Regions from separate parts of the Homo sapiens genome. Here region 2 is linked to region 1. Evidence: chromatin loops called from intact Hi-C (ENCODE). Cell type or tissue: PC-9. All regions are shown on one strand. Links, peaks and the distances in the headings refer to the core of each region. The heading gives the core; the rest is flanking DNA.

Region 1 (12,456 bases), core at 4,930-7,429:
CCAAATTTGCTTGATGAAGGGTAGAATTGCATTTAAATATGATACTTGAGATCACAACAGAGGGAGTATGAAGCAGGTGTGACAGAGCAAATTAGCAAAGGAAATCAAAATTGAGTGAACAAGGAAACAAATGAATGGTTTGGGTGGGCCAAAGACCAGGTCTCAAATCTCCTAATCCTGTGGTCTTTCAGTATGCACCTCAACCCCTGCAGCATAGGAAGTTACTGTCTATTCAATTCCCAGGCCCAACCCCACATTTCCCAGCTCCCCTTGCAGAGGGCAGAACTCGGTGACTAGTTCTGGCCACTGTGCTCTGAGCAGGAGGAATGTATGTCTCTTTTGGGCTGAAGCATTTAAGAGCTGGTGTGTAACCCTGCAGCTTCCTGTTCCCTTGTGACAAACATGGAGGTCACATGGAAAGATGGCCATGACATGGAAGCAGCCTCGACTGCTGAGTTATTGCGATGGATGGGGTGGAGGGCTGCCCTGGAAGACTCCTAGACTCAATGCAAGCTTTGAATTACTGAAAGATAAACCTTATGATATGAAGCTATGGAGATTTAGGGGTTTTTAGTTCACGTAGAACAGCCTAGTATGACCAACCCCCTCTGATACTGTGGGGGTCTTTGCCACGCAGATATCATCTGGCCTCACAGCCCTTGAGGGTCATTTCACTGACAGTTCTTGGGGTGGGACAGCACAGCTCAACTCAGGCAGATATAAAGCCCTACTTCACCGACAATTAAAGTTCTCTGAAACATTCTATCTAAGATAAAATATTATTTGCAAATGGAATAAAAATGAATGGTCAAGTCCCAAAGCTGATATTTTGTAAGATCTAACACCATTTTCCTTCCTTATTTCCTATATCACAACTTGCCTACCTCACAGGACTGTCAAGGGACCGAAGTGAAACAAAAATAAATGAAAGTGTTTCTATAAACTATGAAAATACATAGATTTAAAATCTGATCATTTACTCAATCTCTATGAGCCTCGGTTTTCTCATCTATAAAACGGGAATAACTAGAATGTCGATTTCACAAGGTTTCTATGATCACAAGGTGAGACCTTATGGTCTCATATGAAAGCATCTGGATAAAGGCTAGTATATAGTAGGTGCTCAATTAATTTTTGCTTCCTTTTGGATATGATGTGGACCAATCACAGGTAGAAAACGTATGCCACTGATCAAAGGTCAGATGCTAATTAGACAGTGAGGGGTCATGTGCTGAAGCTACAACTTGTGTGCTGTGTGACCTCGGTTATGTCCCTGAGTATCAGTTTCTCCATCTGTAAAATGGGGTTAATGATAACATATGGAACTCATGGTATTACCGCAGGAAATAATCCACTGGTGCATAGAAATTGCTTGACAGATGACAGATGTTAGTAAATCCTACTAAAGTAGCCACAACTAATTTCAAATATTTATTGATTTTAACAATTATATCACCATAATCTTTTTAAAAAAACTATCATATATGAGTAACTATCTCCAATTTGAGCAACACTTGAGATTAAGTAGTAGAAATCTTGGCTCCTTAAACCGTCACCTGAAAAATGAATTTATACCTATTTTTTGCCTTTTAAAACCATAATATAAAATGGTCTTACAAAAATTACTAGTTTCTAGTCCCCTAACCCTTCAAAAGGGAAAAGTCTTCAAGTACAAAAGCAAACATTAAAAAAAAGCAATTGGACAAATGACCAACAAAAAATTCAGCATTACTTAATAAACCTTCCAAATATCTTTTAAAAAGTCCTGTTATAATGAAAAAGAAATAGTTTCATCAAAGAATTTTTCAAACTCTCAGAGATTAAAATAAAAACATAATGTTTGAGCCAAGACATAACAAGAATACATACCCTACCACTGTGCAGTTCTACTCCATAGAAGTCGAGGGTCCGCGCTATGTTGATATAGCAGGATTCTGCTTCTGATTGTTTTAGCCCACTACGGAAGAAAAGACAAAAAGCAGAGTTCATCCAATAAAGAGAGGGCATTAACTCCAATTTTAAAAAATCTAGAACATTTGATACCATTTCTGTAAGGTTATTAAATGCCTTATGTTATCAATCTTCAGCAATCTAATGCTAAATTCTACTAAAGCAAGTTTTTATTCTTATCCATTGAATGTGACTCCCTCTAGACCCTCTTGTTTTTAAATTAAATAATACTTCCCCTTTAGTGGGCTCACAATATTCAGACGGAGAAGACTGTTACCTTTCAGAATCCCTGCCCTAATTATTCCAAGTTGCTAATTAGTAGGGAATCTTTAGGTCTCTCTGCCTTTATCTCTTCTTTTGGCAGTGGCCTCAAACTTTCAAACGCCACTGGCCCCGTACTATTTTAGGAGATTGACTTCTGCCCTGGGAGTAATTCTGGGAGAGAGGTTTGGCAATGCCTTCTTAGAAAGGACACTTGGTTGCCTGGCCTTTGTTTTTATGGCTTTCCCAAGAAGAGAGCAGCCCCTTGAGAGCTGGCCTTCTTGGTCAGGGTGGCCTTTATTTGACCTGGACTGCACAGCTGCTGCTGTAGCTTTAAGTAAAACAAGGAAGGGGAAGAGCAGCCAGAATTGGGCATATGTGTTGGAGCTGAGGCTCGCAACAAATACGCAGGGGCAACTGCAGAAGACTCATGCTCCCCACTTGGACATAGGGCACTTTTCATGAACTGAACACAGGAGACTGGTCAGCACTGTACGTCCATCTGTCTGTCTGTTTAACAAGACCTGAAGGAACAGCTTGTTTTATTAAATGTGGTAAACTGCTAAGAGGTTTACCTTGGTACAGTCCATTGGTGGGGCAATCAGATTTCAAAATGGGCATTTCCTTCAGGAATTTACTGATTTCAATGACATCCTGAAAAGGACGCAGCAGCTATCACCCTAAACTCTTACTGGATTTTACACTTTACAGAAATGCTAGTTATGCCAAATATATCTGCCACCATACCAGCTCAAAGGTTCAAAAACCCCCGACATCTTGAAAGAGGATTCATGCACAAAAGAAAGAGGCTGCATCAAACACAAAGGGATATGATGTCTGAAAATACCCAACCCAAGTCCCCAAAGTAGGCCACCCCAGCCCCCCTCACCTGTGCTGCTCATGCAGAGATTCGACTTTTGTTAAAAAGTCCTCATTTTGATCGGGTATAAAGTGACTATCGGAAAGATAGCCTGGATGATGTATGGAAGAATTATAGTCTCCAAAATGAGCTATCAAGACAGAAGAAGGGGAAAATCATAATTAGTTTTGCCTTTTTAATATGGTTTGCATTTATAAGCATCTACAGCATCATCAGAATAACATTAATTAGAAATACTCTTCTGGTAAGTTCTACACCACATGAACTGAAGCTTCTCACTAGCTCCAGATTCCACACTTATCTGAGCCTTCACTATAGGCTAAGATACTATCACACATGATCCAATCAAATTCTCATTCTCCCCAAGGACACAGAGGGAGAAAATTAGGAGACGGTGTTTGAACCTAGGCCCTGTTCTAATCCCACACCTCTTCCATACACTGTGGTCAGCACAGCAGTTTGCACTCATGCCACTGGATAAAGAGAACCCACTGGGGGAAATGCCACAATCCATATGCCACACACGGTGCAGGCTTTCTCTGCCATACCCCAAGGTTACCATAACACTGGACCAATCTGCTCTAAAAACTGGGTGTAGGCAGAAGGGAGGCCATGCCGACCTGACCACTCTCCACATCCTGACCCATCCCCTGGGATTCAGGGAGGTGTGGAAGAAAGGGGACCAGGATGTGCTCAGAGGCCACAGGGACAAAAGGTGGGTGGGAGTGGGGCTGAATGGTCAGGGCTCAGGCAACAGCAAAGTTCCTAGGGAGAAAGACACATTCTAAGGGGAGTCAGAAGATATGAAGAGAGATTCTGGGGCTATCAGGGGAATCACATTAGGGACCTGCAGGTGCAGAGGGAAAAGGAAGGGTGACTTCCAGACTAGCCCCTGGGCAAAATGGTACTGCTCCCTTGAGACCCTTGACTGTTGTCTGCCAATGTGAATTGAATTGTTGATGCCTATGATGTGATGGGCATTCTTGAGAGTTGTGCAGTGCTCAACCTGTACAAGTGTCCATGGCTGCCTCAAGGACTCAAACCATTTGGGTGTCTGGACCATTGAGGAAACTGGGAAAAAGGATGGCACCAGGTGAAGAGCAAAGGACCAGGCTTATGGGACCTGAGGACATCCATTTCCCTTCTCCACAAGTTTTCCCATTTGTCTAAAAACAGAATTGAGGAGATAATCTCTACCTCTAATGGGGCAACCGATCTCGTATTCCATTTTCTTGACAAACAAAACAAAAAAAAGCTTCTACTTCATCTTTAAAAAAAAAATTAGTCCTGATCTTTCCAAATATTTTAATGAATTTCTTCCTGTAGCTCGCTGCAATGCCAGGAGCCTCCTGAGGACTCTCAATTCAACACCAAAGATTTCCAAATCAAATAACTCCTTCTCTGTTACAAGGGCAGAGTATGGGAAAGATATGGTGATACTTTGTGGCCAATCTCAGAAGGGAAGTGGGTGAGACAGGTAGCTGCTTGGGTGAATTTCACCATGAAGTTGAAAGGGCAATGCAGCCGGGCATGGTAGCTCACGCCTGTAATCCCAGCACTTTGGGAGGCCAAGGCGGGTGGATCACCTGCGGTCAGAGGTTTGAGACCAGCCTAGCCAACATGGTGAAACCCCATCTCTAGTATAAATACAAAAATTAGCCAGGTATGATGGTGCATGCCTGTAATCCCAGCTACTTGGGAGGCTGAGGCATGAGAATCGCTTGAACCTGGAAGGCAGAGGTTGCAGTGAACCGAGACTGAGCCACTGTACTCCAGCCTGGGTGACACAGCCAGACTCTGTCTCAAAAAAGAAAAAAAAAAAAAGGGAAGATGCAAAGGTTATGTTTCATTCAGCCTTGTTCACCTAACTGCCCTCACAACACAGGGCTGCTCTTTTGAGATCCACACCATAACGAAGGGATCTGTTTCCTTCCTACACTGTGCCTCAAGTGCTGGGAGTGGGTCAGACTCACCTTTAGGGCCCCCAGCACCAGGCATGACACACAGTAGGTGCTCAGAAATTTGGGTGCTCAGAACTGATCTGTACAGAGGCTGATGCAAATTTCAGTTCTGGAAGGGGAAAAGGGCAGAGAGCCAAGTGACCAATGCATGCAGACTTGGTCAAGGTTAGACCAGAGGCTGTTAAGGCCAGCCAAATGTGGCCAAGCTGTGGAAAGAAATGTCAAGGCTATGTGGCTGGTGAGTTTGTGCAGGGTTAAGCGCACATGGTGCGTTCACAGGAAATCATTTAAATGCCCTGACACAGCATGCCCAATGAGGAAATTGCTAGAAAGCATTAGAATCACTTCCTTCAAAGCTCTCATGTTAAGAGTGAAGAAATTGCGGTCTGGAAAGGAAAAGACACCTTTGGGACAGGGTCAAGATCAGAACCCAGGTGATCTGAACCCCAGTTAGTGCTCCTACCACCCCACCAGCCTGCCTGCCAGGCCTGTGAGCCGCTGCTGGCCATTTGATGGCAGCAATCATGTCCCCAAAGGCCAACCAAATGCTGTAAATGACTTTTCCTGATCCTCAAGGTGGAGTCCTATGAACCTTTACTCTGTTGGTTTCATTAGCTCATGGAGATCCTCCTGGATCCCAATAAGGTTATCCATCATACCAGTTAACAGTCCCATCCCTGGTATCATTCTGCAAACATGAACAGCAAGGTTCTCTCTTTAGGCAAGTTGCTGACAAATGTTCTGAGCTTCGAACACAACCAATGAGCCTCCCTGTGGGGTGGTTTTCCCTTTAAATCCTAAGCGGCCACTCTGTGCAAAGCTCTGTGCTAACCACTAGGGGGAAACAAAGTTAAACAGTGATAAACATTTGCAAAACACTGGGCGGTTTCACATCGATTTCAATGATGTCATCCCACTTGTTACTCATGGTAACCCTGTGATATAGGCAATGCTTTTTATCCCCACTAAACACATAAGGAAACAGACCCAAAGGGGTCTGCCACTGTTGCTCAGCTGCTAATTTGGAGGCTAGACTCTGACCATAGTCCCTGCTCTTACCTACTTACTATACTATATGCTCCAAACTCCTAAGTAATCCATTTTCCTATCTGTGAGAAAGCAACACATGCAAAAGCTAATTATAGCAAACAAAAAAGGAAGTGCTTATGTGGGAAATACCTTGTCATTTTAAGTTCCATGCTTTCTTCTGGTTGATAATATTTTATGTTTTGCAGCAAAGAGAGGGTATATCCCAGGTTCCAAAGTACAGCATTTCAAGCTGCCCGGCTGTTGTACTTGGAAAGACTTTTACCTGCTATTCATTCAACTCCAACCTGATCTTAGAGGCGGTTCTCAGGGGTCATTCCTAGGACGTTTTCCCAGATGCTCTCCCCTCTCCCTAAGCAGGATGAAGTGCACCCCTGGTGGCCATCTCCACTGCTAGTATCATCCACATCTGCCTCCCTACAGGCTGTAGACTCCTTGGGGAGAGCAGTGTGTTTTATCCATCTGTGCACCCTGAGGCTGGTACAGACCTCTATGTGGCACAGGTGCAGGGAACATTCTGGAATAAACATATATTCCAAAAAATATACTTTATTCTTTGAGCCTCATAAAGCCTTGGCAGGCCATTAACAATTTTCCATCATTGTATATTTTTGGGTACTTTACCTGAAGATCACTTTTTTTTTTTTAAGAGATGGGGTTGCTCTGTTGCTCAGGCTGGTGTGCAGTGGCATGATCATGGCTCACTGCAGTCTCTAATTCCTGGGGTCAAGCAATCCTTCCACCTCAGCATCTCAAGTAGCTGGGATTACAGGTGCAAACCACTATGCCGGACTTTATTTTTTATGTAATAAGAAAATGTGCTTTTGGTTAGCTGGTCACAGTGAGGACTTATATCAGATGCCCCTCTTGGAAGAATTTAGCAAAATATATCATAAAATGTAGGTGTACCTTTTGATCCAGTAATTTCATATACAATAATTAATTTTTTTTTTGAGACAGAGTCTCACTCTGTTGCCCAGGCTGGAGCACAGTGGTGCAATTATGGCTCACTGCAGCCTTGACCTCCAGGGCTCAAATAATCCTCTCACCTCAGCCTCCCCAGTAACTTGAACTACAGGGGTGTACCACCACACCTGGCTAATTTTTGTATATTTTGTAGAGACAGGGTTTCACCATGTTGCCCAGGCTGGTCTCAAACTCCTGGGCTCACGCAATCCGCCTGCCTCAGCCTCCCAAAGCGCTGAGAATACAGGCGTGAACCACCGTGCCTGGCACAAGTATTAATCTTAAAGAAATGTATGCTCTGCAATATATATATTTATTGAGGGTGGAGGGATAAAAGCTTATACTTAAAACTGCTTGCCTGATAAGCCATGATTCTATTAGCATGACAGTAATGTGACTATTTCTACTGAAGCCAGTTTGTACTTTTTAGGTGCCCACAACTTCTTTAGCCCCCATTCTATCAGTTCTTTGCAGAAGGGAACCTGACTACTGAAGCCTGCGATAGAATTCTTTATTTGCTTTTTAAATTTTACTCTAAATAGAATTTACTGTTTACAACAGGCAATTCCCTGACAGCTTTCTTCTGGGCAGACATGAAAATACAGTAAGAGCTAACACTTGACACGTGCCATGCACTATTCTAATAGTTTTACATACAGTCACTCATTTCATCTTCACTACAACCCTTGAAGGAGACACTTATTATCCTCATGGGTCAGGTAATGAAACTGAGGTCTGGAGAAGCTCAAAGTCGGGCAGGTACAAGTGGAAAAGGCAAGACCTAGGTATATGGCTCCAGTCCAGTTCTCAATGACTCAGCCAGGGATGGTCCAACAATAAAGAATTTTTAGTTACAGATCACCTTCACATTATTGCTTAATTTGAACCAAGGTAGCCATATTGAGAGCTGTCTTAAATCACTCACCTCAGTTTTACAGGTGAGAAAACCAAGATTAGGAGAGGCAATCCCACATAACTGGCCACCGGAGACATCAGATTTTTTTTTTTTTTTTTTGAGACAGGGTATCACTCTGTCACAAAGGCTGGAGTGCAATGGCATGATTATGGCTCACTGCAGCCTCAACCTCTGGGGCTCAACAGATACTACCCCCTCAGTCTCCCTAGTAGCTGGGACTACAGGCACCGCACCACCACACCCAGCTAATTTTTCTATTTTTTGTAGAGATGGGGCTTCATAGTGTTGCCCATGCCAGTCTCGACCTCCTGGGATCAAGTGATCCTCCTGCCTCAGCCTTAGAAAGTACTAGGACTACAGATGCACACCACCATGCCCAGATAATTCTTCAGTTTTTGTAGAGACAGGGTCCTACTATAATACCCAGGCTGGTCTCAGACTCTGGGGTTCAAGGGATCCTCCCGTCTCAGCCTCCCAAAATACTGGGATTACATGCGTGAGCCACCACACCTGGCCAGGGATGCCAGGATTTAAATTGAATATGCCTATATTCTAGTTAGTGTTCCTGCCTCATAAACCTGAAGCTCAGGCTGTGAACACCAAACTTGCTCTGAGACATGGGGAGGCTCAGTCTCCTCAGCTGATTGGCCTGGCAGACACAGAGTTCACAAGGTCTACAGATCATAAGAATACAAACTGGTGACCATGCCACTTCCCATATGGATGTGAAATGGCCGGGCCTGTCCCAGGTATATTGTAGGGAGAAGGGAAGGTTCAAATCCACCCAGGCCCATTCGCCTGTTTTGAGTTTCCCACTAAGGAGGAGGCGATGCAGGTATCGATGGAGAGACTAACTCTGGTACTCGTCTTACTCGTGAATAGGGTCATCTTTGATGTCCCCTGCCCTCCACCTCCTGGTTCCATGCAGGTGGGTGGGTAAGCTGCAGGCCCAGCCACCTTGCTCTTCACCTCCTTCATTTCTGTTCTTTCCTGGTAGGGAAATAGGCAGACCTAGGGCCACCTCAGGAGTCCGTCAGCCTTCTCTTGCTATTTTGCCTGTTCTGAGACCAGAGCAGGGTGTGTAGTTCAGCCAGTGCCTGCTCTCAGACCTGATCATCTTGCTGCCTTATCTATCTATCACACAGTAGGTCAACAGGGTAATAGGCCAAGATGGTTTGGGCTTCTGGTAGAGGAGATTTCTTAGGTCTGGAGCTGCAAATGGCTCTACCTGAGTACTATGCTGATGAACTGTACTGCCACCACAAAGCTAGCTACTATAAAGTGACATTTTGCTCTCATCTGGCTATACGTTCTTTTCATTGTGCCTACCCAGCATCTACCCACAGGACTTGGAAGGGAATATACCCTCGATAAAGTTTTGCTGATTGAATGAGCGGATTCCTACTCCAGTTTAAACCAGCCTTCAAGAAAATTCCATCTGGACTTTCTATCCAATATGGTAGCCACTAGCGACGTGCGGTTAGTCCAAATTGAGATGTACCGTCAGTGTAAAATCCAGACTGATTTTCAAAGACTTAGTATAAAAAAAATGTAAAATATCTTGCTAATAACTTTGTACATTAAGTTAAAATGCTAATATTTTCAATATATTGCATTAAATAAAACATAAAAAACCTCCTGTTTCGTTTTACCTTTTTTAATGAGTGTACTAGAAAACTTAAGTTACATATATGATTCACATTATATTTCTATTGAATAGCACTGGTATAGATCAATATACAATCCATTAGCTATACTGCAACTCTGAAAAGAAATTCCTAAGATCCCAGTAGTGTTTTAGAGTAGCACCAACCAAGCAGCAGGGGTGACTCCTAGCAAATTTCTTAACCTAGCTGGGTCTAGGTTTCCATGTGTATAAGGGATGACTGATACAAATATTTGTCCCACTGGGATTTGTATGAAGATCAGATCAAATGCCTGAGCAAAGTTTCTGGAAAATGCAATGTGCAACAGCTGTCTGCTGTCTGATGGGCTCCCTTGGAGAAAATTTCACACCACAGTTCATTCATTCCTTTCCCCTTAACCACCTTCCTTAATCTAACATCCCCATGCTACAGGAGAGTGCCAGTCTGAGTAGAAACACATATCTGGACAGCCAGAGATATGCTGCCCAGCAGGATTCCTGGGGAAGAGGGACTTGGTCAAGCAGGAGGAACCAGTGACTTTCTCCACACACTGATCAGAACAACCTGTCCATCCGTGAAATGCTCCCTTTGTGACTTACATTGTACGGCATAGGACGCTAGAACCACTGCTGAGTTAAGAGGGCAGGTTAACCTGTCAGGAGAAAAACATATTAGCAAAGTCACAAGAACCAACAACAGCCTTAAACATTGACAGATCATGCGTAGTAACACATGTCTTTCTTTGCTTTGATCAACCATTACAAAACAACATGAATTGTAACAAAAGCAACTTTATGCTGCACATAAACAGTAAAGGCAAATGTAATACACTAAAATTTTTTAAAAATAAAACCTTTTCATGTTTAAAATAATATCCATCACAAATACCATGAAACTAAAGGACTAATGCTGGCCAGTGTTTTGGCTGCTCAAGAAGGGTCAGGCTCTTATCTCTAAGAGGGGAAAAAAAAGTAAAAAAATTGTACTCTGAGATCAATGGGCAGCCTTTAAATCTTTCTAGTAAAGACCTGAGACTCATCATAGGGCTCTCTAACTAAATTCCTGAGTTCTAATGACCCTTTGGTTCTAGATTACCCTCTTTCTAAAATAGTAACATCCTCTTAGGAGGGACAAGTAGAAAGGTATTTTCAATTTTAAAACCTGCAATTCCTTAATTAAATTAACTAATTACGATGACTTAGGATTCCTTTATCTATTTGCCCTCCTGAAGATCTACAGAGTTCAGTGATCTGTCTCTCAGTCTTCGTGCCATTCACTAGTAATCATGGACTTGGGTTGGCCTTGTTCTCCTTTCCTCTTAAACTCACTGCTTTCCCAGGTGCCCTGTTTCTGCCAATGACTCCACCTCTGTCTTAGGCACATTTTGAATCCTCTGATTGCTCCCTTTTCTTTTCTGCATTCAACTGCAGACTCCACGGCCTGCCCAGGAGCTCACCAGCAGACCTGGAGCAGGGGTCACTGCTGGGCAGAACAGGTTAGGGGAGGGCAGGAAGAAGGGCTTGAAGGGTGGGGAGGTCTCTGATAAACGGAGGAATCCTTAACAGCAACACTGGGAGCCACTGGGACTTTAAAAATTCTTCCCAGCACCCCAGTGGGAAGTGGGGAACACAGTTTCTATGGCAGCCCGTGAAGTACCCAAGATGTGAACCACTCCGCCTTTCTGACAATGCGGCCCTCCAGGGGTTCCGCTTCCTGTCCACTGCACTGTGTGCTGGTTCTGCAGCTGCATATGAAGTCGACTTTCCCTATCTGAGGGGCCCCCATTGTTCCTCAAGTGATGCTGTGTTCCTGCTGGGACTTGCAAATAATCTCCCCAAGGTTACAGATGAGGTCCAGGGATCTCACCTCTGTTTGTTCATCTGGAAATCTAGAGAGCTCGTGGGGAGGATAGGCAGAAACAGGATGAGTATCAGCTATTTGCTCTCCTAACAAGATGGGGTTTGATTAAATCTACGCCAGTGTCCTTGCTGGAGAAAGAGGAGGTGAATGGGATTTGGGGAACAACTTAGAAAAGAGGCTGAGGAGGTTCCCTCTAGATGGAAGAAACAATCCTATGAAGAAACCAGAAAGAAAAACATTCCAAAAACTGTTCCAAATACATACTAGGGAACACCAGAAGCCTCTGTTCTGCTCTCAACTTGGCCGCATGTTCCTAAACACATCCCTTTCTTTCACCTTGGGCTTCAGGGTCTTCACCTGCTGAGTGAAGGGCTTGGATGAGATCAACCATCTTGGAAAGAAGGAGATGACACCTTGAGTGCCGGCTACCATGGACGGCTCAAACAAGTCGGGACAATTTGACACCTAGGAAAAGTGCTCCATATGTTCCACTGGGCCTGTCAAAAGACCCACAGTTACAAATACACAAATCCACATCTGAGAAGCGTTTGGTAGCAGAGACCCTCTCCTCAGAGAGGTGGTGAGGACTTGACAAGGGCCACAGATCTAAGCCAGGATGTGGCCTTAACAGATTTGCCCTGATTCACATGGAAATAACAAGGGGCATTTTGTTTGGAGAAGAAAAACTGAAGACAACCCATTATTTGGAGAATTAGACTAGAAGTTCCTGAGGAGGCAAGGCCCTGGCCTTATTTGACCAGCGTAGTTCGGTGCCTGTCTCATAAAAAGGTGACTGCAAACTATCTGTGGAAAAGACTAAGTGTGCAGAAGAGAAGGAAAGAATGGGTTTCTGCAGCTGCTAAGGACAGCCTGGACCCAGGAGAGGGGTCGGTAATTTCAACCTTGAGTTACCCTAAAATGTAAAAATGCTGCCTCATGAAAGGGTGAGCTCCCCCTCACTGGGGGTGA
Region 2 (12,456 bases), core at 4,892-7,391, 210 kb after region 1:
GACTTTTAGAAGTTAATTTCTATGATGAAAGTAATGTATGCTTTTTAAAACAATTCAAATATTACGGAAGTTTATGAAGTAAATATCCCCATTTTCCATTCTCTCACTCATATCTCAGTTCCTAGAGGTGATTACCATGAACGCTTGGGAAACCTCTTTCCAGATATTTTCCATGCAAACATCATAGAGTTGGAAACACTTATATATATATATAGGTTTAAATATTTCTTTTACATAAATGAAATCATACCACATATGTTGTTCTGCAGCTTGCTTTTTCCACTTCATATTATATTCTACATACTTTTTCTTATCAATGTATGTCAGCCTGTGTAGCTCAGTGGTAAAGCACATGCTTTGAATATCAATATATACACATCTACTTCATTCACTTTTATAAAACTGCTTAGTATTTACTTTTGGAATATCATTAACCAGTTCTTCATGATGAAGAGTTAGACTTGTTTCCACTTTTTGCTACTATTTTCAATGCTACAATGAACATCCTTGTCCACACTGCAAATAAGTCTGCATACAATTTTCTAGAAATGAAATTGCTGGGTGAGTGAATATGCACATTGTGAATTTTGTTAGATATTGCCCAGGTGCCTCCGGAAGTATTGTATCCCTTTACATTGCCATTCATCATGTTTGAGAGCCCCTGTTTCCCCAAATCCTTGACAACCCTAGCCACATTATATATTCATATTTGAATATTTATGTTTGACTAGTCTAACTTGATGTACATCATCACTGTCAGTGGTCGTGGTCTGTGCTCTTGCTCTGTCTACTTGTCACTTTCTCAGAGAGCCCTAGTAAGCCACAAGGTGCAAATGTTCAGAAGACAGTGAAAATCACTTACAAAGACAAAGCTTAAAATATCTCATTGACTTTTAAAAGTGATCAAGTGATTGTTTTACAGTTCATCAAATTTAGACTTTATTGATAGATTTCTTACCTTAAAGTTGAGGAAATGAGCACATGTCACTTAGCCCCCCTTTTACCATTTGTTGCAGTTATAGTGTGATATAGTTTGGCTCTGTGTCCCCACCCAAATATCATCTCAAACTGTAGTCCCCATGTGTTCAGGAAGGGACCTGGTAGGAGGTGACTGGATTATGGGGATGGTTTCCCCCATGCTGTTCTCATGATAGTGAGTGAATTCTCACAAGATCTGATAGTTTAAAAGTGGCAGTTTCCCCTGCTCTTTCTCTCTGTCCTGCTGCCATGTAAGACGTGCCTGCTTCCCCTTCCACCATGATTGTAAGTTTCCTGAGGCCTCTCCAGCCATGCAGAACTGTGAGTCAATAAAACCTCTTTGTTTACAAATTATCTAGTCTCAGGTAGTATCTTTATAATAGTGTGAAAATGGACTAATACTTAGTGTTAGTTTTATGTTTTCAAAGTTTTTAGCATTTGCAAATTTGAACATAATTCTCTTAATTCATTCAATCGACGGATTCTTTTTGAGTGCCCTTTTCATCCTAGGCACTGCTCCAAGCACTGAGAATACAGCAGTAAATTGTCAAAGAGGCAAAGGAGCTTATATTGTGTTAGAGGAGACAGACAATACATATATTACATATATACTTTGTCAGGAAGCAATAAATGTTAAAAAAATTAAGCACATTAGGAGACTGGAGAGTGATGGGAGGGTTATTTTTGATAGTGTCATCAGGGAACAGGTTTCTGACTTGGTAAGTTTGGATAGAGACTTGAACAAGGTGAGGGGATGAGACATACAGAAGAAGGAAGAGCAGTTGCAAAGGTCCTGAGGCAGGGCCATGCTTTGTGGGCTCAGTGTTAGTCTTGGATCTAAATGCAGTCAGAACACCACCAGCCCTTTCATCAATGACATCCTCTTTTTTGAGCATCTTATAGGTTGATTTAGTGTTTAGTTAAAAGGGTTTGTTTTCAAACAGGGCCAAAGTGTATTAAATTCTAAATGCCTGTTGGTTGTTTCTATGAACAAACAAGTTGAATGTGTATAAAATTATAGAATCATGTTTTTAGCCCCTCATAATTCTCCAAGATGTCATTCCATTGTGTTCTGGCATTGACCCTTGCTCTGGGAAGGTCTGAGGCTAGACTATTTCTTCTTTGTAGATGGCTTGCCTACTCCCATCCCTCCCACTCCTGCAATTTTTTTTTTTGGCTTTGATGCTGATCAAGTTATTTTTAAACACTGAAAGTTTGGTAACTTCTCTTTGATATTTCTTACTGTAAGTCATTGTGTTGTTGTTTTTTTTTTCTGGAAAATGGTAGTTCCTTTGTTCTGAAGAGTCATATTTTCCTTTATTTTTTTGTAAAGATATTTTCCCTGTGGCTTTCAATTGAAGAATCTATTTGTTCTGTTATCTACCACAGGGACATCTATTACCCATTGCTCTCCATAACTATTAATTCTGAATTTTTCTCATTTTTTTCCTGATGTTCCTATGAGTTTCCTTACATTTAAAAGTCTGTCATGTAGATAGTTGACTCTCTTTTTAAGCAGCAGTTTCTAAGTAGGGCTCACTTCTGAAATGGTTTTATGGTTATCTTCAATTTATTTTCTGGCTTGGCTAGCACATTTTGCACTTTTTAAAATAAAGAGTTCATGTATCCAATTTTTTTGAATGTATGGAGAGTAGTTTATCAGAAAATTATCTGTATTTTTTGGGCTATTTTTCTGAAATGTATTTATCTGCCATTTGCTGGTAACTCATTTTTATAAAAATAATAACTCTGCATATAGAATCTATGCATGTTAATGGCTTTGCATTTATTATCCATTTCCAAATAGAGGTAATTCTATCCAAACCTACTATTTGCCCAAGAATAGGTAGAGGGGATGGAGACAGTGATTTGGGGGAGACATTAGCTTTGGATTGGATATTTTGTCTCATAAAAAATTCTTACAACTCTGCAATATCTTCTGTTCAAAAAAGTTGTGTAGAGAGTGAGCAGATCATTCAGACAGATCACATATCCCAGCTTACTGAGTGTGTGTGAGTTGCGGGAGGGTAGACAGATTTTTGGTGCTTTACCACTACTTGATGACTTGGTTTAGCATTTATGAAGAGAGTGGCAGGGCAAATCGACTACAAAGGTAATTGCTCTTTTCCTTCTATTTTCCTACATCTCTTGCCTTGAGATGATTCCTCCATGTTAAGGTTTTCAGTTTTCGGGTTTTGCAGATAATAAACATTAAGGATTCACACAGTAGTGCCATCGGTGTCACTTTCTCCATCAGTTCACTCTGGTAGGGAACCAGCCCCTTCACACAGATGTCCCCCACGTTTTGCCAGTTCTCACCACCAAACATTGGGCCTTTGTGTACTCTCTCCTTACTTAGAGAGAAATTTGAAAGCCAGTTAAGATCTGTAGAGGACTATATCACCTTTTAGGGTTGTCCACTGATTTAATAAAAATTATACTCTGTTTGGCAGATAATTCTTATAGCTTGTGATTTGAGAATTGTAGCTCTTTGCTAGTTTCATAGTAGATCAATTTATTCATTTATTTATTTGTTTTTTAGAGATGAAGACTTGCTCTGTCACCTAGGCTGGAGCATAGTAGCACAATCAGAGCTCACTGCAGCCTTGAATTCCTGGGCTCAAGAGATCTTCTTGCCGCAGGGCCCAAAGTAGATGGGACTATAGGCATACACCATCATGCCTGGCTAATTTTTAAATTATTTTCATTTTTATTAGAGATAGGCTCTCACTAAGTTGTCCAAGTTGGTCTCAAATTCCTGGCCTTAAGCAATCCTCCCACTTCAGCATCCCAAAGTGCTGGGATTATAGAGGTGAGCCACCATACCTAGCCTCACAGTAGACACAATTTTCCTTCCAATTTTTCCTTCTTTTAGTTCATTTCAGCGGCTTTGAGGGAAGCACAGAGAAGACTTTACCATATCTTTGAGTTAATGAATCAATGAATCTTGTGTTTCTACGAAAATAATATTAGTAACTACCAAATGTCATTGTTATTAACAAATCTGTTGTTATTATATATCTTTATTCTCTCTCAATTCTTAGGAATGTGTATGGCAAAAAAAGAGTTCATGAATGAGATTATAAATACTTTGCAGTAGAAGTATTTTGGAAAGGGTGTATCTGGTGATGTTCTCCATCTCATCCTTCAAATCCATTTTCTACCCTTCCCTGCCTATGTGCCTCATGAGGCTGTGCTTTGTGCCCTGTGAGGCTGACCTCTATGGACTCCCTCAGCTTGCCTCTCTTACTCTTTGACTTCCTGTTGAGTTGGCTCAATGGAAGGCACCAGCAGGAGAACCATGGATGAGAGAAAATTGAGGTCAGTGTACGGTTTAATCTATGGTTTCTCTTCCTACAGGGCAGTGGGTTGGCCAGGGCATCTTTCCTCTTCTGAAGGCCACAGCAGCCCTTCCTACTGCTACAGCTACAGCTCTCTCCCACTGCTGGTAGCCACTTCCTTCCTTTGCTCCTCTGGGACTTGATGTGGCGATGGCTCCCTTATCACTTTGTTAGCCCCTGGGTGCTTCACCATTGCTGTGGGTTACTGTCAGCTCTGCCTTTGCCTTTGTAAAGCAGTCTCTTTATTAAGATTATTTCAATTATCCAGTTGGAGTATGCCATCTGCTTCCAGCTGGGATCCTAGCTCACACAGCATGTGAGGATAGAAGCACTGAAAGTCTTATGAGAACCCTTCTTATTGCCGGGATGGAATCTGGTGATTTCTGTTTGTTCATACATTCTGGTCATTGGACCTCAAGGTTCCAATATAGGGAAGAGATATTGAGTGTTGTTATGTGCACACTCAAATATTTAAGAAGGAGACACTCCTATTCCACAGATATCAAAGTGCTCATTTACTTCCCACTGAAAGATGTCATTTTCTTATATATAACTTATAATAAAAATTCCCCAAATTTGATGCCTTAGAGGGAAGACCAATCTCAGTTATGAGTAGGCTTAATCAAAATTTTATTTTATTTAAAGAAATGAAATCTCATTTCTCTTCATTATAGGAAGGAACATTCCTGGTCGAAATTCTGTTTTTGTAAATAGGTCTTTATAGTATTTGATGTGCTATTTAAAAATGTGATAATTTAACCTATTAATAGTACATAAATGGATGCTACCTAAATTACTGCCAAGTCAATTAAGTCTATACCATCATGTGTAATCTTTTTCACAGATAGTACAAAAGCATAAAATATAGTGTAATGAAAATGTGTGTTTCACAAGTTCTGAATAAATGGGTTATAAATTAAATATATCACAATCCACTGACTTTTATATAGTATTTTGATATAGTTTGGATATTTGTCCTCCCACCCAGATCTCATGTTGAAATGTGATCCCCAGTGTTGGCAGTGGGGCCTAGTGAGAAGTGTTTGAGTCATGAGGGTGGATCCCTCATGAATGGCTTGGTACCTTCCCTGAAGTAATAAATTAGCTCATGCAAGAGCTGACTGTTTAACAGAGCCTGGCACCTCCTCCCCTCTCTCTTGCCATGTGACACTCCTGCTCCCCTTCACCTTCTGCCGTGAGTGGAAGCTTCCTGAGGCCTCACCAGAAGCAGATGCTGGTGTTATGCTTCTTGAACAGTCTGCAGAACTGTGAGCCAAATAAATCTGTTTTCCTTATAAATTACCTAGTCTCCAGTATTTCTTTATAGCAATGCAAAAACAGACTAATACATATCTCATACTTGAAAAGTCAGTTGTTGTTTAGACTGCTTGCCCTACTTTTAATACTTCAATTTCTCTGTCAATCATGTTTATTTATTAATTCATTCAACTCATAATTATTAAGTACCTGGTATGTGCCAGACACTTTTATGGGTATCTGTGGTACAAATAGGAGTAAGACATTGTCTTTGCCTTCATAGGGGTCACAATCTAATGAGAAACATAGTTGGTCAGGTAATTATAATAAAACATGGCAAGTGTTTATTCAAAGGAAAGGTTTGATGGAATACTATCTGTCAGAGGCACATAGCCTTGGGGCAGGAGCCTAAATGAATTTTAGGAGTCCAGGGATTCTAAGATGAGGTCAAAATCCAAGCCTATTTCATAGCCCTTGAAATTAATTTAGCATAAAAAAATCTTTAATGTTTGGACTAGTCATCTTACAACTGGTTAAGTCATTTACTTAAAAAATTAGCAACCCAAATCCTGTATTAAAACTAGTTTGAATAACCGACTTAACCTTCAACTCTTTTAGTTTGCACTATGACTAATGCTGCCTCCGTGATCATGGGTGAGGCAGCATTGTGGAGAATGCCTGCCCCCTTGAGGAATCAGAAACTCAGCTTTCAGATGATGGTGCAAAGTGGGATCACAAACAAAATGAAACAAAAAACAAAGAACAAAAAGGAAACAACACAAAAACCAAAACAGAACAAACAAAACGATATGAAGATTTGGTGGGCACTGCTAAACCCTTTGTAGATACTTGGTTTTAGTCACGTTTGCTGAGATCACATCGAAAGCCTCTGAACCTCTGAAAGGCATTAAAAGTTGTCCCACTGCACCTATGAGCCATCCAGAGAAACGTTAAATAAGTTGGTCCAGAAACACTTTTGAAGTCCTCCATCCTTTCAATACTTTTCTTACTTCTTTGCTTCTGAGCGGGAGGTGCAGCATTTAAAATCAAAGACATTAATAATAAGGTCTCATTTCCTAAGACAGCATCTTTCCCACTGCAATGTGCATATGAATCATTTGGGGTCATGTTGAAAAGCAGATCCTGATTCTGTAGATAGGGGGTGTAGTTGGGGGGTTCCTGTGTTCCCAACAAGCTTCCCAGGAGGTGATGCTGATGCTGCTGGTCTGCAGACCACACTCTGAGTAGCAACATTCTCAGTGCAAATATAGAGCACAGGGCTTTATATAACACAAGATGTGGGTGTGGGGTTCCTCATCCTTTTACATTTCCCATCCTAAGACAATCTCATAGTAGGCGAGTCTGATGATGAATTGGAGTTCAACAATCTGTGTGTGGAACAAGTAAACACACAGAGCAAAACCTGGCTCTTCATTTTAATTGGCACAACTTAGCAGTTACATGTGGATAGGCAAAGTCTCTATTTTTTGGGAAATCAGAATGGGGTAGGGGTTAGCCAATAAGTGTATATGAGATAGATAAATGCAATCTTATCTTTTAAAATATGATTTGAAAATTTTGTGGTCATAAATAATTTATATCCTAAAAATATTCTTCTTTGGTCAGTCCTTTAATATTTTAAAAGTAGTGAATCTAATTGTTTATGGCCTCATGTGGCTGTAAGCCATAATATCTTGGTATAAATCTCTAGTTATGATTATATGGATATAATATGAATATGATGTGTTAGGCCCAAGAAGCTCGTGGTATTCCATTTTCTGAACAAGATCAATAAACTCTGGGATCCTTACTATTAAAAGCAAGGGAAAAGCAACTTGTTTTGTAAAAGATAATTCAAACATGTTAGTAAGTTGTGTTTTCATTTATGTGAGATGAGAATTATCTCCAAAACTCTTTCATTGTAATGGGAGCTAAGCTTTATAAAGACAATGCATATTTGTTAATTAGACTGCACAGAACAAGGTTCAGTTATGGATTCTTGATTGCTTGGTAAAATGATGGCTCTTCAAACCTAATTACATTTGGGTGAGCTAAAGCACAGTTCTGAAGGACTCAATATGTTCACTCCCAGCCTTCATCAGCTGTACAATTTGCTTTCCTGTTAGTTTTACTTTAGATCTTGAAATTAAAAGCATTTTGTTATATCAGGATGGTGTGTCTATGACTTCAGTGCAAGTAGAGGAGGAGTGTTCTACCCTGGAATAACACAAATTAGAGGTGCCTGTATGTATGTGTATGGTGTGTGTGTGTGTGTGTGTGTGTGTGTATATGTATTAAACTTCATGCTTTTTAAAGCCTCCTTCTAAAATGCCATCTTTCAGATGTGCCTATCTGTGTCTTATTTTGGTAGTTTTTCTTTTCTTTCCCCATTCAACCGTCTCTTGGGAATTAGAAAAGGATTCCTAAGATCAAAATCCCCAATTTTCTGGAAAAGCTTTGGCACTTGTTACTCTCTCCCCACATTTTCCTGCTTCCTAAGATTGGTCAAGGGCAGGGGCCGGGCGCGGTGGCTCACGCCTGTAATCCCAGCACTTTGGGAGGCCGAGGCAGGTGGATCACGAGGTCAGGAGATTGAGACCATCCTGGCTGATGGTCTCAGGGTTTCACCATGTCTCTACTAAAAGTACAAAAAAATTAGCCGGGTGTGGTGGCGGGCGCCTGTAGTCCCAGCTACTCGGGAGGCTGAGGCAGGAGAATGGCATGAACCTGGGAGGTGGAGCTTGCACCGCGTGAGCCGAGATCGGCCACTGCACTCCAGGCTGGGCGACAGAGCGAGACTCGGTCTCAAAAAAAAAAAAAAAAAAAAGATTGCTCAAGGGCAGCCATAGGCCCTCTGGGTGACAAGGAACAGAGATTTATATAGTCCATCTTACAAAATATGGATAAAGGGTCTCTTTCTCTCTATATATATGTATTTTGTGTGTGTGGTAAAATATACATAGCATAAAATTTACCATTGTAACCATTTATAAGTGCATAATTCAGTGGCATTAAGTACATTAACCATGTTGTGCAATCATCACCATTTCCAGAACTTTTTCATCATCCCAGACTGAAACTCTCTACCCATAAAACATCATCTCCCTATTCTCCCCACCCCCTACCCCCCATTCTACTTTTGGTTTCTGTGAAACTGCCTACTCTAGGTGCCCCATATATGTAGAATCAAACACTATTTATTCTTTTGTGTCTGGATAATTTCACTTTGTGTAATGCTTTGAAGGTTTATCCCTGTTGTAGCCTGTGTCAAAATTTTATTCCTTTTTAAGGCTGAATAATATTCCATTGTATGGCTATACCACGTTTTATTATTCATTCATCTATTGATGGACATTTGGGTTGTTTCCCCCTTTTGGGTATCATGAATAGTGCTGCCATGAACACTGGTGTACAAGTATGTGTTTGAGCTTTATATTCTTTTGGGCATAAGGGTTAATAGATATTTATTGAAAGCCTATTATGAGCCAGTACAGTATTTTCTAGAAGTTGAGGCTATTGAGGAAATGGACAGCATCCCAGCCCTTGTATAAACACAAGAATGATAAATAAGCAATTCTAGATACCAATAAAATCCTACCAGAAAAAGAAAATTTAAAAATGGGTTAGAGTATCTGACGTTGGGGCAAAAAGTGGGTATGGGCAACCTCATGTAACATAGGAGGAAGGAGAGCTCCAGGCAAAAGGAATGGCCAGTGCGAAGCCTGAGCTAGAAAGGGCGCCATGGTGGTGGAAGGGGCTCGAGGGTGGTGACTGGGGGAGATGCTGGGGGAGAAGAGGTCAGAGGCTAGGTCAGCCAGACCTTCTAGGCCACTTAGGTCCAGGTGTCACAAGGCTCAAAGTTTATGCAACTTTGAAGGCCCTTGCAGAGGAAGAATAAAAACATATCTTCCTTTTGCAAACTTTACAAAAACATGCCCATCCCTTGAAAACACATTACTAGGTCCCTTCCAGAGTTTTCAGGGGCTCCAAGTGAGGGGCCGTGGCTCTTAAGCTTCAGTGGGTCCACAGTGATCTGTCTCTGAGTGCTGTAGCAAGAGTCTGGCTTTTGTTTAGATGATGAAAGGAAACTATTGGGGGATTTTAAGCAGAGGAGTTACACAATCTGATATGTAGTTTAACAAGATGGTTATGGTTGTTGTGTGAAGAACGGGCTGTAGAGGGCAAAGAGGAATTAGGGGATGAGAGGAGGCTGGAGACCTGTTGCAGGTGAGAACTGAAGGGTGTGATTGATGGCTGTGCCAGTCCGGATGGTGAGAAGTGGTCGGATTTCACAACAGTCTCTGAGGAGAGAATTCAAAATTGGTACTGCTAATGATGGCATAATAGACAAACACACTGTGATATTGATGAGGAGGATTCTTCCTTTCCTTTCATCTTAGCCTCCTCAAGCCTCTGGTCTCACCATTATATTGTAGCAATATTGTCAATCATTTGAGTTTAGGAGCTAAGAGGTCCCTCCCAACTATATTGAAGCTGTATGATGTTCACCTTGGCTACAGTCAACACTTATTTCTCAAATGAAGTTACATTGCCTTGTGGCTAAAAGCTTTGACACTGAAAAATGTATTCTCTGTAAAAGAGATGTCAGTGTATCATATTAAAGGTCAGAGATGCCCCAGGGTCAGAATCTCTGTGGTCCTAGCCAAACATTTTGTAAGAAAAAAATTCTCAACCACTGTGAGATTGTTTCAGATTCAGGAGCAAAGCAACCATTTGTCATTTGCAATTTATGATATTTTGCTTCTTCAGGCACCAGCCTGATGGCCTTTCATCTGGACCATGAAATATCATGACTGATTGGTTTTTTGAGGAGGGAGAATGTTCACACTTTTCAAACCAGCACATCTGGGGGCTAAGAAGGAAGCTTTGCTTGGGAGGAATCAGCCAGTTGTTTAGTGTGGTGGCTTTATGTTTTCTGAGAACAAAAGCAATATGGTATTTGTGTGTGTGTGTGTGTGTGTGTGTGTAAAATCAATGGAGGGTCTTGGGAGCAGGGGAGACAGAGGGAGAGAAATACAGCGGAAGAGAGGATGACAGAGAGAGAGAGACAGACAGACAGAGACAGAAAGAACATACCCATACTGTGTAAACACATTTCTAGGAAACAGAAACGGAAAGACAGGTTGATTGCCTTGAGGGAGCGAGTTGGTATAGTTAAATGATAGGGTTTGGGGGTTTGAATCCTCAGAGAAGCTCAGGTAGAGGCAATGATAGTTGGGTGTTTGCTGATGAGCAGAAGGCTAGGTAACTGAGTGCTAGAACCTAAGCTCTCCCTGCTCATAGCAGTTTTTCTTTGGGTCTCAGGATGTCAGGCAAGAAGTGAGGATGGCTGGGAGCTAGGGAGTGGCATGTCATCCCTGGGGAGATGAGAAAGGGTCAGACTTGGTGTAAGTTTTGGAGATTGAGCTCACAGATTTGTGTGTGTTTGTGTGTGTGTGTGTGTGTGTGTGTGTGTGTGTGTGTCAGGTTGTATGTATATTGTGGCAAAAAGAGAGGACTCACAGAGGAGGCCAAAGTATTTTGGCTTGAGCAGTAGGTAAATGATGTGCAATTTGCTCAAATAGGGAACCCTTGTTTGGGGGTGGGAAAGTAAGATTTGGTTTGGGAGCGTGTTAAGTTTGAAATGCTTATTAGACATTCAGATGGAAATGCTGAGAGGGTGGTTGGCTGTATGAGTCTTGTGTTCAGGGAGGTTCAGGAGTTCAACTGGGGAATCGTTAGTCCATGGATGGTGTTTAAGGCCATGGGATGAATGATATCACTTTGGTATTGAGTGTAGGTAGTATAGACAGAGACAAGATTCAAGTTGATAGGCAGAAGTTTCTAGTATTCTGTAATCAGGTTTTCATTCCCTGTATCAATATAGCCAATTTTATAAATATCCCTTCTGACCTCTCCAAAAATCTTATAAAGATATAAAGATAAATAAATAATATGTTCATGTCTCAAGGGAATTTAGGAATAATGAGTTTAGCACATGAGTGTCCGTACATAATAAAAAACTCTTAGCAAACTAGAAATAGAAGAAAGTTATTTTATTAGTTCACTTACATACTGCTGATAAAGACATACCTGAGACTGGGTAATTTATAAAGTAAAAGAGGTTTAATGGACTCACAATTGCACACGGCTGAGGAGGCCTCACAATCATGGTGGAGGGCAAAAGGCACATCTTACATGGCAGCAAGCAAGAGGGAGAATTAGAGCCAAGTGAAAGGGATTTCCCCTTGAAAAACCATCAGTTCGTGTGAGACTTTAATATGGTTGCTAGATACATGATGAATATAAAAAATCAATTTCATTTCAACAGTCCCATAATAAGTAGAAAATCTAATTTTTAAGAAAAAATACAATTTCAGTAATAACAAAATCCGAAAAGTACTTATAAATAAATATAGCACAAACTTGCAGGACCTTTATGTGAAAAAATAAAGTTTAGTACATTTACAGATTGTTTAACTCCATGTATCTCTACAGAAGGTTGCCTTTGAGAGTAAATAAAGCAAATATCTTCCAAGCAAACATGAACTATGAATGGAAAAGATATTAATGCTCAATCTTTCATCATTATGTCCACCTCCAAATACATATTTCATATCCTAAAAATGGTAAAAATGCTATGTAATGGGATTTTTTTGTGTGTGAAGGAGGGATTGCTTCAGAGAATAGGTTAAACCAAACTAAGCAGAATTTTTAAACAGCTTTTTTGAGAGATGATTTAAATACCACACAATGAATCCATTTATAAAGTGTACTGTTCAATGGCTTTTAGTGGTGTATCCACAAAGTTGCCCATAAAGTCCATCCACAAAGCCATGTTGCCCAGGCATCCTTCATCAAAATCAATTTTAGAACACTT

Evidence for each region. A loop is a pair of places that touch in the nucleus more often than their neighbours do. Peaks named below come from ENCODE experiments on the same cell type or tissue, not always from the same donor. Only the 100,000 strongest peaks of a DNase experiment are listed, where the experiment ranks them.
Region 2: a loop joins it to region 1, with 29 times the contacts of the local background. A loop is called at or near these places in 3 of 110 quality-filtered maps.

What each region holds. Positions count from the first base shown.
Region 1 is chr9:109,435,014-109,447,469 of GRCh38, forward strand. PTPN3 (protein tyrosine phosphatase non-receptor type 3) reads right to left here. Exons shown (of 26, transcript NM_002829.4): 7 at 10,227-10,279; 8 at 3,101-3,221; 9 at 1,870-1,957. Among named protein-coding and RNA genes, the nearest start is that of PTPN3, 57 kb to the right of the region's middle. In PC-9, for the core only: CTCF peaks have their summits at 5,875 (motif pointing right) and 6,077; a DNase peak (open chromatin) is centred at 5,928; H3K27ac peaks cover 1,064 bases.
Region 2 is chr9:109,646,916-109,659,371 of GRCh38, forward strand. It overlaps a transcript of PALM2AKAP2 not described here. Among named protein-coding and RNA genes, the nearest start is that of PALM2AKAP2-AS1, 120 kb to the right of the region's middle. In PC-9, for the core only: CTCF peaks have their summits at 6,269 (motif pointing left) and 6,471; a DNase peak (open chromatin) is centred at 6,226.